Regions from separate parts of the Homo sapiens genome. Here regions 2, 3, 4 and 5 are each linked to region 1. The links are chromatin contacts, found by Hi-C or POLR2A ChIA-PET in ENCODE. All regions are on one chromosome and are shown on one strand. Each heading gives the region's core, a stretch centred on a gene start or an enhancer-like site at or near the end of the contact. The rest is flanking DNA. Distances are from core to core; before and after follow the strand shown. Region 1 holds the start of ANXA5 (annexin A5). Region 2 holds the start of SEC24D (SEC24 homolog D, COPII component). Region 3 holds the start of USP53 (ubiquitin specific peptidase 53). Region 4 holds the start of ARLN (allregulin). Region 5 holds the start of PDE5A (phosphodiesterase 5A).

Region 1 (2,856 bases), core at 191-2,690:
TTATTCACAAAAGACTGTATAACATGGTCAATATTTAAAGACCTTAAACTATCTTCTCTTTCCTACATTTTTGATAAACATTAATAACAGTAAAGAAACCAGGCGCAGTGGGATTACAGTCCTGAGGCCGAGGCGGGAGGATCACTTGAGGCAAGGAGTTTGAGACCAGCCTGGCCAACATGGTGAAACCCCGCCTCTACTAAAAATACAAAATTAGCTGGGCATGGTGGGGCGCCTGTAATCCCAGCTACTTGGAAAGCTGAGACACGAGAATTGCTTGAACCCGGGAGGCAGAGGTTGTAGTGAGCGAGATCACTACGTCACTGGACTCCAGCCTGGGCGACAGAGTGAGACTCCGTCTCAAAAAAAAAGGAAAAAAAAAAAACAGTAAAGAAAGCCTGTAGTAGATTATCAATTTCTGAAACAGTCCCAAGGCAAATTCAATTGAGAACTCGTTCCACGAGTTCATTGCTTAAGAAAAACAGCGCTTGTGTTTAATCTTTTGGATTAAAAAAAAAATCAGAGCCTACGTCCTACAGTTTTAGTAAAACTGGGCTGAGCAACTGGAAAAAGCCAATGCTCAATCACAGTATTAAAATACAGAAAACTTTGCGGAAAAAAAATAAAGGAAGTCGGGGGGCGGGGTGGGGGGGGAATGCGTTCGCCTCACATGACCACGATGAGCTGTTCTTGCTCCGGTTCTAATTTGAGCTACTCTCTGGATTTTGGGGAAGGCCCACTTTTACACATTCACTCATGAAAAGGGAGCGCACACAAATCCGGCCACGTCACCAGCTGTTGCGCGCGAAGGCAGCTTGGCGGCGTCGGTGCTGGTTCCGGAGGGCGCTCAGCGGGAAGAACCGGGACACAGAAACGGGGGCAGGGAAGCAAAGGGGGAACAAGAAAAGTGGAAGCGATGTCCCCAAAGCAGGTTCCCTTTCCTCCTAAACTTTTTGGCTCTCAGACAAATCCTAAAAGTCCCTCGTCGCAGCATACAAAGTTGTGGGTAAATCCAGCGCAGTGGGGGGCGCACGGCCTTACCTGTGCCATGGCGACTACTCAGGTCAGGGGAAGGTGAAGCAGGACTGCAAAAGAGAAGAAACCTCGGGCTTAGCGCGCCATTTGCAACTCGTGCCCTCCCCAAGCGCAGGTCCGCGGGGACCCGGCGGCGCTCAGACAGCCCGGAGGGCCCCGCCACGGGGCCGACCCGCCCTCTCGCAGCTACCGGGACAGCTCTCGGCCGAGCGTCCGCGCGAATCCAGTGCCCCGCGACCACGCTCTCCTCTCCAGAAGGAGCCCCCTCCCCGGGCTGCGACCACTCACCCAGACTGTGGGACCCAAGTGCCCCGAAACCCCGGGAGAGCGGCGGAGAGCCGGGCGACGGTACGCGGGGCGACGCCGAGATGCAGACGCTGAAGGATCCGGCAGCTGCACCTAGACTGATCCAAGCAACGGAAACGCCAGCGGCCCCACCCCGGCCCTGCCCGGCTTGGCCCGTCCCACCCCCGCCAGGGCCCCAACCGCAGGCCGGCCGCGCCAGCCGGGCCCGCCCCTGCCCCGGCCTCAGCGCGCCTGCGTGGGTCGCGGCTCGTCCCAGTTGGTCTCCCGCGGCGCGGACTGTCCCGCTGGTCTCGCGGGCCTGGGTGGGGAGCGGCCGCAGAGCTGCTGGAACCAGGAGGAGGCGCCGCTCCCCCGAGGGCCCCGGAGACCTCTTGTCCTCGCGCCGCGGGAAGGGCCTGGGGAGCTGTCCAGGGCTCGGGGTTTTGGAGGTGCTTGAGCCTCCCTGCCCTCTGTGACCGCAGGAACCGTAGCCTCACTTGGGTGCTCAACATAGTGCGTGGGCGTCTTTTTGGAGGCGAGACAAAATCATCGCAGCTAAGGACAGCGCGCCTTTGTCGATGGGATAGAAAAAACGTGAAAGGAGGGCCGTTTCCCAAGTTGTTTTTGTTTCTGTTTTGTTTTGTTGTTTTGTTGTTGTTTTAATGCCTATTATTGCTTCCTAGATGGCCCTCTCTTAAATGTACAGCCTTCTAGTAGCGTATGTGGGCTATTTGAAAACCTCTGCTTCCAATCAGTTTCTGTTTTCAAAACTAGCCTAGAACTTTAATATGACTTAAATTTGAGCAATGCCTCATATTGGTTCAACATAAAATATATGAGTATATGAGAGAGAGGGGGAGGGAGGGAGAATCTACAGCGTATTGTACTAGCATGGTGCTGTGTTCTGTGAAAGGGCTTTATATGCAAAGCAGCCCCCAAACGCGAAGGAGTCAAGAAACCAAAGAACGAGACAGACAAATCCAGTCTGTAGGTAATAGGGGTGCTATTGGAGGATGTGGTAGACAGAAGCGTGGCCTTGGGCGGCGGCAAGCAGATAAATTTCTGCACTGTTACTCCCCAGACCCTGGCCTTATATACCGTAAGGAAAGAGTATACTGCTCTGTGCAAGACAATTAAAGGCAGCCCTCCGGAACAGGTGAGAATGCCGTATGCTTCATAGCCTACAATGTGGGCAATAGCATCAAGGTTGACATGTTCTTATGCTAAGGACAGTTTAAAAAAAAAATCCTAGGAATCAGGAGGTATTCATGGGACTGGGGTTATTAAAGGTCAACATGGCGGATTAGCATCCGGGATATAATCACTTTTGTCTCCATATGCTGGAAAAGGAAAAGTAGAAGACACAGGGACCTTCTCAGACTTACTGGTGTGGGGAGGGAAGGTGCCAGGGCAGAGGGGGCAAGAGGACAAGTTTGCGACACTAGATGCAGTGTTCTAGACATATGCTAGAATGGGAAGGGCAAAGTGCTTCTCAACGTGGAGGTTAAGGGTAAGAGATGAGGATCTAGTCTTCTT
Region 2 (2,856 bases), core at 179-2,678, 2.9 Mb before region 1:
TCTAAGCCTCAGTTCCTTCTTTTAGAAAATGAAGCCTTTCCAGATTTCCACTGATTCTACAATTTATCTCCAGTTTATTTGCCCCATACAAGCATATTCTTCCTTTTGTTCTTTTATTTGCTACAATTTAAGATAAGAGATCAGTGATACCTGCTAAGACTTAGAATCTGTCTATATTCAAGAAATAACATTTCAAATTAAAAATTTGAAGCCTAAAATTTGTGATTTGATTTTGTTTCCATATTAAACTATAAGTTTCCAAAATAAAAGCAACCATGTAAAAATATTATGAGATCATTTCCTTCTCCTGGGAAGGGGAGAACTGAAAAAGAGGAGAGAGGCAGGCAAAGGCCTTCTGGTCCACTTTGTTTCTGACAACCCCTTTTTCCTCCTCCCACTTAGCAGAGAGAGACGTGGCAGCCTGAGCGCTGGTCAAGCTCATCCAACCAAGAGCACTTAGGAAGTCGGCACGAACACACCTAAGTAGCAGCCTGTTGCTGAGTGACAGAAAAGAGAGGCTGAGATGGTCACTCCAAAGAACAGGAAGCAGCCAGTTCCCTCTGAACTGGTCCTCAGAGGAATCAGCTTCCTCACGCAACCCAGTTTGCCACGTCAAACTTCCTCACACAGAGCACCAAGTTAAAGAAACCTGACTCAGCTTCAAGCGGCGACACGGCAGAAAGCCACTTGGTATAAGCAGGCCTAGGATCAAAATCTGGGGAGCCCCAACCCCAGAACGGCCCCCTGGCTCACTGTCACCCAGCAACTCTAGCCAAGGTGCACTTCTAACCCTGGAACAAGTTCGTATTTGGCCAGATCAGTTTCACTATTCGGATGTCCCGAGGCTTCAAGATATAGTTGCCATTTTTACCATGAATATTTCTAACATTTCCTTCCTTCAAAAAAGGAAATTAAGTTGATAAGGAGATGAGAAAACCGCTGGCAATGACACTCGAATGGTGGCCACTGAGGATCCTAACAAGGCAGTTCCTGCATCCCAAGGCAAAAGGTGGGGGCGGGTAAAAAATGCCCACGCCCACCTCCTGCTCCCCCATCCCGCCGGCCCCACTATTAAACTGCACTAGAAGGCTAAAGAACAAAGAATGAGTTCTCCTCCCGCCGCCACTGCCTCAGGTGAGCACCCGGCCTCCCGCCGCGTCCCCGGGCCGGGCGCCGCAACCCGCTCCGCTGTGCCTGGGCAGGGCTGTCCCGCATGAAGGCGTCCGCGGGTGGGAGGCTTTACCTGTTCCCGCTCCCGCACCCCGCGGGCTTCCGAGCGCTGGCGGCTCTGCGCCTAGTGCCGGCAGCCCTCGGTGGCCGGGCTCCCGCTGCGGTCGCTTCTCCCGCCGCGCCTCTTCCCCGGCCGGCGTCCCCTTAGCCTGGACTCACGCTCGGAGTTGCAGCTGGGCTGGGAACTGCCACGTCAAACCCTTTCTCGGCTGCGCGCCCCCAGCGCCGGGCTTGGACCAGCCGCCGCGCTCCCGCCTGCGCACGCGCACAGCCACCGGCCGCCGCGGGGCGGGGCCACCGGGCTGAGCCTGCGAGCGGCCGAGCGACCTCCCCCTTTTCGCTTTTTCCCTTTTTCCGGTTTTTTGTTTTTTGGTTTTCTTTTTCCCGTCTTTTCTTTCCCCTCCCCCTACAGGTCAAAGCCTTTAACGTCGTGGCTAAATCAGAACCGTATTTTCTCGGCGCAGCCCCGCAGGAAGGAGGGGAGCGCGTTCATTCATTCTTCCATCAACAGGTTGCAGTTTCAGCTCTTCATTCATTACGTATTACTTAAATAACTAATAGTTCAGGTACTGCACTACCGTTACATACGGGAAAGTACACGATCTGGACCTAGGGGAGATTACCGTTTAAAGGCGAATCTGGCACGTGTACACGCACATTTGATGACGTACCCGTGCAATGCACTACAGAGGAAGGAACGCCCAAAGCAGCCTGGCAACGTGTAACGCGGGAGGAGTGGGGGGTGGGGGAGATGTCCCAAAGGAAAAGTGTGGGAAGTGGGGTTTCCATTGATATTGGGGTTGTTAGCGTTGTGTATACTCCTTCTTCCGCATATTCCTTGTTTGTGAAGTAGGATGGCTGATCCCAGCCCCAAACAGGAATCTCTGCATGGAAAAGCACCCAGCGTTTAGCTCACCGTCCTGTGAGAAACAGCTCAGAAATAAAGGCAACCTATATGAGATCTGGAGCTTACCTCTCTATCTCACCCTAAAATCAGGACCATCTGGCTGGTTTCCTATCATCTTTCACTGCTAAATAGAAAGACATTCAGCCACTCCCAGGTTTGGTATAGCTACCACTTTGCTCAAACTTACAAAGTAAAAACCAGCCCGGTGTTGTTGTTTTTAACATGCACTTTCTTCCCGGCTACAAGAAAGCCACTTGACAAATACCTTTACTGATGAACTGCCTAGGTAAAAACGTACATGGGGATGTTGCTACTCCCGAAATGCTACATGAATTGTGCAGGAATTTTAAGTCATTTTAGCAGTAAAGATATATGGTCCATTTATCCCACTCTTAAAAGTTTTTAAGGCATGGGGCAAGGCACAGTGGCTCACACCTGTTATCCCAGCACTTTGGGAGGCCAAGCAGGGAGGATTGCTTGAGGCCAGGAGGCAGTGAGCTATGATCACACCACTGCGTTCCAGCGTGGGCAACAGAGTGAGACCCTGTCTCAAGAAAAAGAAAAAAAGATTTTAAGGTAAGATATCTGGCCTACATCCAGCTTCAACACTGATCAGGTTTGAAAACCCACATTGAAATTTTTGTTTTAAATTGTTTCTTGTATTCTCAATGTGATGAAAATGTTCAGTGGAAGTTTAGGAAGTTTTGGCCGGTGTTGAA
Region 3 (2,856 bases), core at 357-2,856, 2.5 Mb before region 1:
GAAACAGGGAATGGAAATGGTGTAGGTTCCAGATGGGTGAAGAGGGACATGGCATCAGGAACAGATTATAGTAAAGATGTCCATGTCAATTTGGGACATATTTAAGATACTGTGTGAAATCCAAAGGATGTTGCTTAAAAATGTCCGACGTATAGATATACACCTGAGAGTTCTTGGTGCACAGGACACGTGGTAGGTAAATCCATGATGGGAAAGAGACTGCTCAAGGAGACATGGATTAACATTAAACAGAAACAGCAAAAGAAAATGGAGTGCTGGCGAACAGAGACCACGCAGCGGAAAAACAGTATTTAAAGTGCACCAGAAAAGTAGCTGCAGAATGAGGAGAAAATGACATTAGAGAAACGGAGGGAAGAGTTAATGGTGTGCTCTTATTGTTTTAAAAATGCAGAGTAGGATCTTTTTTTCCCCCACCCCTCCCAAAGTTTTTAATATTTTGAGGGCAGAAACCACGGCTTTATTTCATCCTATTTCTGACAGTGCCTAGTTCAGTAAAGGGAACATAGTAAATGCTCAATAAATTCTTAATGATTCAGCCTCAGACATTACAAACGGGTCCTATTTGTCTCCTGTATCAACGACCAATATTTCTTCCCCCTCTTTCTTCAAATAAACTTTTAGAAGTGCCTCTGGGTTTACTGAAATCCATTTTTACAATTAGTATGTTCAACTTACACCAGCTTTGGAATGAGTTCCAAAACCTTCTTTATTTACTTGAGAGATATTCGGTATCAGTGACGATGGGTTTTTCCTTTACTACTATTCCTAAGAAAGGTTTATTCAAAATCAAAGTTTAGCCCAATTCCCAGCAGTACCTTTTAACTTAAAACCTGTTCGAAAGCACGGCAAAGAGGCGGACAGACTTTTCTGACAATCATTAACCAGGTCAACAGACTTATTAAAGCTATCTAATTAAAGGCAAGAAACAACTGCTTGGGGAATACACATTCACGCCACAGGAAGCCATTTAACTGCAAATAGATCGTCTAACGACTCACGGAAATCTAAAGGAAACTGCGTGTCCGCATGGGGTTCTGATGCCAAACTACGGATTGTTCTCTCAGGTAACACCTAACCTAAGTGAAGTCCTTGGTGGATCCGCGTTCTTGAGCTTAGAAAATACCGAATGAACTACCAAGAGCACCAGAATAATCGCCTCCTCCTGAAGAACTAGCCTCTTTCTCACCACACCAGACAGCACGTCCTACAACCACCTTTCCCCCAACAACCAAACTCCAGCGCCAAGCTGCCGCTTTTGCAGAAATGTTCTATCTCTTGGTCTCGCGCGATCTCGCGCCTCCGAGGAAGCCAACTGTATCGCGCACGCCATCAAATCCCCGCGGGAATAGAATTCCGCAGGTCCAGAAAGCCGGGAAATCGCGAGCGGAGGCGGAGTTACCTCGGTGAGCGTGAAGGCGGAGCCCGCTCCGAGGGGCGGGCTCGAGGCGGGGAGAGGGGCGGGGCTCCAGGGACCTGTTGATCGCAGGTGTCACTGGCCTGACTGGTCCCTGGGTATTGGGGCGTATGCGCATGCTCCGCTCACAGGGTCGGGCTCTGGGCGGCGGAGACCAGCCGCCTGTGCTCCAGTTCCCGGTGAGCCTCGGTACTGTGGCAGCAGTCAGTGTGTCTGGCGGGTGTCGGCGTGAAGCGGGGCTGGGCCAGCGGGAGGTAGCTCTGTGGGAGTGGAAGGCCTGTATTTCTCTACCTGGACCGCACGCTCCTCGCGCAAGGAGGGTAGAGCTCAAGGTAAGTCTCCGAAACTAGCCCTCTGGTTGGAGATCCAGAGACCTGCGACCCCCGCGGGCCTGACCGGGACACTCTCATTCTAGCCCCAGAGCTCGTCTCTCCCCTCGCAGCCCGGCGACCTCCTATGGCCCCGGCCCTCTGGGCACACACACACTCTCTTTGCTGGGCGGTTCAGACGCCAGAGGTCACGCAGCCCTTTCGCCCCTTCTCGCCGCGTCTGGCGGAGATGCCTCTGGCCAGGCTGGAGGCGCTCGCGAGGCGGGAGGAGGTGCTGTACTTGTTGGGTCCTGGATGTTATTGCTGCCGTGTTTGAGGGCGGCGACAAGCTGGAGTCCTGCTGGGATTGTGAGTAATACCCTTACTTGGCTCCTGCCCCTGGCTGTCCAAGCCACATTGCCTCGCCTGAGCACACAGTTTTTTACTTAAAGGGGTCCAGGATGGTTATGCTCCCTCCTTGGAGAAGAGAGATGACTGGACTCGTGAGATTCTTGGGGTGGTGGTTTCTCAGTGGTAGTGGTGATGTATATAAAGTTAATGTTTAGCTTCTAAAGGGCGGCTTACGGGGCATTTACCAAACTATTTTTAAACAGTGTTGGAGAACAGGAAGTACTTGCACAGGTGTAATAGGGAGGGTTTCTAAAACCTGCAATCTGAGGATGTTTTGAGGTTTGTAACCCTGCTACAAGGTTTTCTTTATCAATGCAAAGTATGCAGGGAATTACCAGTTGGACAGCAAAGTTTTCCGAAAGTTTCCTTATCTGGAAATAGATATATATATATATATATATGTGTGTGTGTGTATGTATGTATGTATAAATATATATATTTGCAAAGAATATCTAAGGCTATTTTTGAGGTAGGTTTAATAGTAAACTTAACCTGTAGTCCCAGCTACTCGGGAGGCTGAGGCAGGAGAATTGCTTGAACCGGAGGTTGCAGTGAGCCGAGATCGCGCCACTGCATTCCAGCAGGGGCGACAGAGCCAGACTCCGTCTCCAAAAAACAAACAAACAAACAAAAAAACGCAGTACACTTAGGAAGGTTTTTGTGATTAAGATCTGATTCACTTTTAGTTATTAAAAGAAAAGG
Region 4 (2,856 bases), core at 185-2,684, 2.4 Mb before region 1:
CAAGTAGCTGGGACTACAGGCGTGAGCCACTGTGCCTGGCCCTCTCTGTCTTCTCTAACTTACTACACCATCCAAGAAATGAGACAGTGAGGCTTAAGACACCCAAATCTTGGTGAAAATATAGGATGGGGGTTGGGGGTGTAGAAGAAGTGACTGCCTATCAAGAAGTGAGAATTTCAGAAGTAACTCATAGGCATGGTGACTAAGGAGTTAACAGTGAGTGAACAATCAACTCCAAAGTCCAGGAGAGCTGTCTAGATGGGCTACACTGCTCTTCTCCCATAGGAGCCCTGTTTCATCTCACTGCTTCTCCTTAGCTTGTCTCTTAACACCATCTCCATTTGGTGTCTGCTTCCTCCTGCCCTATTCTCTTAAGTTCCCTTCCTTTACCCTCTGCCAGAATTGTCTTTTCAGAGCGAGTGGCGATGAAAATGGAGAGCATGGGTTTTACAAGTAAACTCTACAGAATTTTGTAACTTGGTGTTTTAGGATATGTGGATGTGTGTAAGAAAAGGGCAAAGTGTCTCAGGTTTCTGGGAGGTAACGGTGGATAAAGTTGGCGTTTACTGAAATGGTAACGCTGCAAGGCAAGTAAATTTGGGTAAGAAGCTGTTAAGAGTTCAGTTTTGGACATGTTTAGTTTGAGACAGCTGCGTGGTCTGCTCATGGTTAAACAGCTGTATAGTAAAAATAGCTTTCGTTGAGCACTTACTACTGCCAGGCAACATGCAAATCACTACGATCTCAATCTTCACTACACCCCTATGACCTGGGTTACTAATGGTCCCAAATGGCAGATGAAAAAATAAAGCTCCAAAAGGCGAAATAACTTCTCCGGTCGCTTCATGGTGCTGCAGGAACTCAAGCCTAGCTGGTTTCATTCCAAATCATGAGAAAATATGACGCCAAGTTTTCTCCACACTTCTTTGGAGACTCCCACGGACGTGCTAAAGAAGGACATTTTACTCCTAGTCCTTCTCCCCCACCCACCCGACTGCGCCACTCACCAGCTGTGTGATCTTGGACATATATAAACTCTCTGGAATTCAGTCCCCTCCCCGCCCAAAAGCGAGCAAATGATCTCTAAGCTCCTTACCACCCCAATTTTGCATTCGAGATACTCACCATGGCAAAAAATACACAAAGAGAAACACCACCACATCGAAAAGGATGAAAAGCCAGAGGTCCAACCAGTAGGAGTGTTTGGGAAGCCCATTTGCCCCAGACTGAGGCCTCACATCGAAGTTCTGCCTCCCTCCCTCGCTAAAGCCTCGCCGCTCCCGGAGACCATCTCGACCATCAACACCCGGTGCGTCCACCTCCATCTCGCTCCTGCAGCTTCGTAACAACCCTAGAAACCGAAAATGCTTAAGTTCCCGGACTTTGGTGTTCGCCGCACCGGAAACTGAGCGGAGTCCGGCCGCCTGCGCAGTGCGCCGCGCCCCGGGTTCCGGAATGCACTCTGAACCTACTCTTCCCAGCGCGCAGGCGCCTGGCTCGGCTTTCCGCTGCCTCCGTGACCGCTGGCATGAAGCGCGGCCTCCGCCTTGACACTAAGTCAATGGGCCCGCCTACTTCTGCCTCGCGGCGTCCCAGGCAGATAGCTGGTTATTCAGGTTTCGTTGGAAGAAATACGTTCTCGTCCCCCTGAAAGGCCCAGTCCAGTCAGGTGATGGACTCCTCCCTGAAACTGCACGAGGTCACCTCTCCTATCCCCGTATTCCGTTTGGATCCTTATGCCAACGTGTTAGGAAGGCCCCCTCTGGTGGGTTTTGTACTGTCTCTAGCATTTGACACTTAATATTTAAACACCACCAATGAGGTGGACGTCCTACTCACGGGACTGAGTTTCCAAACGGGCCAGAGAGCAGCACGTGAGCATTTTGCAGGTACTTCAAGGGAGTGGGTTTAAGAATAACCTGGCCGCGCCCCCCTGTAATCCCAGCACTTTGAGAGGCCGAGGCGGGCGGATCACCTGAGGTAAGGAGTTCGAGACCAGCCTGGCCAACATGCTGAAATCCCGTCTCTACTAAAAAAAAAAAAAAAAAAAAAAAAATCCAAAAATTAGCCGGGCGTGGTGGCAGGCGCCTGTAATCCCAGTTACTCGGGAGGCTGAGGCAGGAGAATCGCTTGAACCCGGGAGGCGGAGGTTGCAGTGAGCTGAGATCGTGCCACTATTGCACTCCAGCCTGGGCAACAGAGCGAGACTCCATCTGGGGGGAAATGGGGGTGGGAAGAATAACCCAAAGGTTATTTGACTTTGAGTGTGAGCCTCAGCAAGAACAGAATGCTAGCAGGAAGAAAATGACCTATACTGCCTGGATTTTACCTCGTGGGTCCAATTTCAAATATTCTCTTTCTTGTCACATTATGATTCCTGAATTGTTCAGAAAATAACGGGCACCCAGACATATAAGTGGTTCTCTTGGTGCATAGTAAATGGAGATAAGACTGTAGTTGTGTTTTTACAAAGTCATTAAATCGTCGTAAAACCTCTTTGAAGGGGCAGTACTCCATCTTATAGAATTAGGAAATGAGACACAAAAGGAGTGAATTGTCTAAGGTTACTAAAAAAATTATAAAGCCTAAAATTAACTCCAAATCCAGCACTCTTAAAGCTGTTCCATAGCTTCCTAACCTTGCTCCAATTTGCCTCCAAATCAATTGCCAGGTTTTAGAGACAAAGATAGTATACGACCTTTCAAGAAAAATGCTTTGTAGATTCTGGGATGAGAGGGCCATTACCTGAGAATTAATTAGATTGTGTGCTGTAATACAGATTGTCTGATGGTAGTAGACAAAAAGACCCTGGGCTTAAGTGGCATTGAATCTTTACAAAAATTAGGAAAGGCAAAT
Region 5 (2,856 bases), core at 202-2,701, 2.1 Mb before region 1:
CCCCCTGGCGGGGAGCGACCGGCAGAGCCGCGGCCGCGCGCCGGCGAGTGGGACCCGGGCGTCGAACCCGGGCGGGCTCCTCGACCATCACTGCCGGGCGTGTGTCACCCTCCCGGCCAAGACGGCCAGCACCCGCTGCCCGACGGCCGCTGCCCAGAGCAGGCGGCAGCGGGGCACGGACTCTTTCTGCAAAGGGGCGCGTCCTGGAGTCCACGCACCCCGACTATGCATCAATTCCTCAGGCTTCGGGGCACCCGCCCGCCAAGCACTCTCTGCTCCACTCTTCTTGTCCCTCTGCTCCCAGTCTCAATTCCTCCCCAACTCTCCCGCGAGCGTTTCCCACGAGCGCCCCGACTGCCCGCTGCGCAGCCGCCTCCAAAAGGACAGGCTCCCTCCTCCCCGCCCTCCGCAAGGGCCGCCCCGGCGCTTGGCTCTGGACCAGAAAGAGCTGGCCTCTGGGGTCTGCGCTGCCCCTTGGGGTCCGCTCCAGGCGGCGCCTCCCCTGCGCCCTTTGTGTGCACGCCGCAAACCCCTCTGCAGAGCTCTACTTTTGGCGGCACAGCCTTCGGCGGAAAAGCGAGTGAAAGGAGGCGCGCGGGACAAGCAGGAGACTGGAAGGGGGGAAAAGGCAACCGCACTCACTTTGGCAAGGTTCCGTCATGTTGCCTTTGGGCTGTCCCGTGGACTCGTCCCTCACCCCAGCTTCCCCGCCCAGCCAGGGCCAGGGCGAGGGGGGACGGGGGAGGAGCGGAGCCATCAAGACCGACTTGGAAATGGTGCTTCCGGAGCTGCAGGGAAGGGGCTCAGAAACTGTTTGGGTTTTGCTGATTGGATTTTGGGGAACCAGAGGGCTAGAGAGGGGCTAGGGGAAGGCCCGTGAGCACGGATGTATGAAAATAATCATGTTCCCGGGGAATACCAAGAGGGTCGGGGGTGAGGGTGGGAGGTCGGCAAGTACATTTTTGTATTTGAACTTTGTGAGCAAGTTGTATCAAATCCGACACTTGAGTTTTTCGACTGTGCTCGCTTAGAGTTGAGGTTTCTACCTCGTAACAGGACCGAGGACCTACTTCAAAAGCAAAGGGCCTGGGAACAGGGGTGAACGAAGGGCACAATTCAACAGGGGAGAGAAATCAGCCCCGGGTCTTCCGTGGGTCCTCTTCTTACCTGGTGGCTTTTCTAACAAAGTATGAGAAGGTAAAGTCCCAGTGATCGTCCAGCCATGCTTCGACCGAGTCCTGATCCCTCTGCTGCTGCTTCTGCTGCTGGGGCTGCTGCTGCTGTCGCTGCTGCCCGAAGCTGGGGCCGGCCCGCTCCATGGTTGGCACCGCGCGCCTCGGAGGCTCTCTGGTACTGCTTTTCCACCCCAGCTGGGGTCCGTCCCTCAGAAGAACAGGACTCGGCCTCGAGACCCTCCCCCTTCGTCCTGCTCCAGTCGGGCCGGCTTTCGACAAAGCGGCCGGAGCGCCAGGCCAGCCTCCTGCCCCGCCCCGCCCCGCGCGGTTCTACGGGCGCCCAGGTGTGGTGGGCGGGGCCAGGCGCAGCTGCTGCGCCCCCCCCACCCGGGGTCCGGCAGTGTTCCGCTCTCGCAGGCTCTTCAGTCCCCTGGTTCCCAGGAGGCGGCGGCGGCGGCGGCAGCGGCAGCGCCCGGCGAGCTCTCCGGAAGCCAAGTGGCGGCGGCTGGAAGGAGGCCGCGCGGCCGCTGGGGTGCGCTGTGTGCCAAGCCGACTTCTGGGGAGCGCGCTAGGTGACTGGGTGTGTTCTCAGAGTGCCCCAGGGAGGGAAGGTCGCGATGTGGGAAGTTTTGCCCGAAAGTAAGAGATGATGAGACCCTGGGCCCTTTTCCTGGGGCCTGGGAGTGCAATGACCTTCCCGCCTAGCTTTTCCCTAGCCCTACGCTTGGGTCTGGGAGGAGCGGGACCGACCTCCTTCAGAGCCCAGCCCGCTCAGTGACTTAAAGCGGTCCAGCCACGGACCACTGCGGGTGGAGAGAGCTGGGGCGTGTGCTAGCAAGAGAGATTTGCAGGTGTAGGTGGGTAACTTGCAACAAAGCCATACCCGTGCTTAATGTTAATGATAACAGCAATAATTATAACTTAAGTGCCTTTAACCATTGCCTCAAACTTCCCTTATGCATAACTGGAAAAAGATTTACTTGGAAAAGAAAAAGCAAACAAATAATTTCCAATGCTTTGTGCATGAAGTTAGAAAACAAGGGCACCTCTGTACAATTAGGTTAATCCGAGAGCACTGGCGCAACCCAGGTGCAGTCGAGGGCAACCAGTTATCCCAATTTTAAATTAATGCATCATTTTAATTAAATTGGAATTAACACTCCCTCAAAAGTATCCATTAAAAATGGCTCAGCCTTTTTGTCCAATCCCTATCTTGCTTCTTTAAAAAAGGAATTGGTGTCATCCTTTGCTTTGTCTGCATCCCCATCTTCCTGTCATGCATTGGCAGTTTTAATATGGCATTTTGCAATGACCTATATTTTTTGGTAGAATTAAATCTGGAATTATGGGTTGCACAATGTGTGAATGACACCATTAGCAGTGATATAAAAAAAAATGAGTTAGCTGATATACTTCTGACAACTTCCTTCTAAATACTCTTGGCAAGAATTTAAGGCATTATTCACTACATAGAAACACATCATTAAATTGATAATCTGAGAACTTTTAAAAGTATCTTCTAGTCCCCCAATGCAATGGTTTATCTTTCCTTCATTGAGTAATTGACCTTTTGCGACTTCAGTTTTTCTGAAACTTTACTGCTGTATGCAGGTAGCCACAACCAAAGAAAAGCAATCAAAGCAGTAGAGTATGAACTAATGGGTGATAAATTATATTGGAT

Evidence for each region. Hi-C counts contacts between places; a loop is a spot of excess contacts on that map. ChIA-PET counts read pairs that join two places held with the same protein, here RNA polymerase II (POLR2A). Pooled maps may share reads with other maps.
Region 2: a pooled map shows a loop between it and region 1 (7-fold over the local background). The contact joins the promoter of SEC24D here to the promoter of ANXA5 in region 1. A Hi-C loop is called at or near these places in 3 of 37 single-sample maps with no recorded cell type and 12 of 50 pooled maps. POLR2A ChIA-PET finds 5 or more read pairs at or near these places in 1 of 52 experiments (activated B cell).
Region 3: a pooled map shows a loop between it and region 1 (14-fold over the local background). The contact joins the promoter of USP53 here to the promoter of ANXA5 in region 1. A Hi-C loop is called at or near these places in 2 of 37 single-sample maps with no recorded cell type and 11 of 50 pooled maps.
Region 4: a loop to region 1 is called in a map of B cell, with 8 times the contacts of the local background. The contact joins the promoter of ARLN here to the promoter of ANXA5 in region 1. A Hi-C loop is called at or near these places in 1 of 168 maps with a recorded cell type or tissue (B cell) and 10 of 50 pooled maps. POLR2A ChIA-PET finds 5 or more read pairs at or near these places in 1 of 52 experiments (activated CD4-positive, alpha-beta T cell).
Region 5: a map of ascending aorta shows a loop between it and region 1 (10-fold over the local background). The contact joins the promoter of PDE5A here to the promoter of ANXA5 in region 1. A Hi-C loop is called at or near these places in 1 of 168 maps with a recorded cell type or tissue (ascending aorta) and 13 of 50 pooled maps.

Annotation. Positions count from the first base shown.
Region 1 is chr4:121,695,540-121,698,395 of GRCh38, forward strand. It overlaps ANXA5 (annexin A5), which reads right to left and starts at 1,441. Exons shown (of 13, transcript NM_001154.4): 1 at 1,324-1,441; 2 at 1,042-1,085. The coding sequence starts at 1,050. RefSeq lists a silencer at 1,390-1,809.
Region 2 is chr4:118,834,698-118,837,553 of GRCh38, forward strand. SEC24D (SEC24 homolog D, COPII component) reads right to left here and starts at 1,429. Exons shown (of 23, transcript NM_014822.4): 1 at 1,244-1,429. RefSeq lists enhancers at 785-1,676, 1,297-1,591 and a silencer at 1,103-1,592.
Region 3 is chr4:119,211,107-119,213,962 of GRCh38, forward strand. USP53 (ubiquitin specific peptidase 53) reads left to right here and starts at 1,607. Exons shown (of 19, transcript NM_001371395.1): 1 at 1,607-1,767. It overlaps LOC101929762 (a long non-coding RNA gene), which reads right to left and starts at 1,538. Exons shown (of 3, transcript NR_125931.1): 1 at 1,421-1,538. RefSeq lists enhancers at 525-1,099, 1,222-1,341, 1,673-2,246, 1,952-2,001 and a silencer at 1,472-1,601.
Region 4 is chr4:119,299,211-119,302,066 of GRCh38, forward strand. It overlaps ARLN (allregulin), which reads right to left and starts at 1,435. Exons shown (of 2, transcript NM_001001701.4): 1 at 1,126-1,435. The coding sequence starts at 1,325. RefSeq lists enhancers at 1,029-1,078, 1,179-1,408.
Region 5 is chr4:119,627,353-119,630,208 of GRCh38, forward strand. It overlaps PDE5A (phosphodiesterase 5A), which reads right to left and starts at 1,452. Exons shown (of 21, transcript NM_001083.4): 1 at 1,168-1,452. The coding sequence starts at 1,319. It overlaps LOC107986192 (a long non-coding RNA gene), which reads left to right and starts at 438. Exons shown (of 1, transcript NR_165235.1): 1 at 438-2,856. RefSeq lists silencers at 1-165, 1,386-1,785 and an enhancer at 296-345.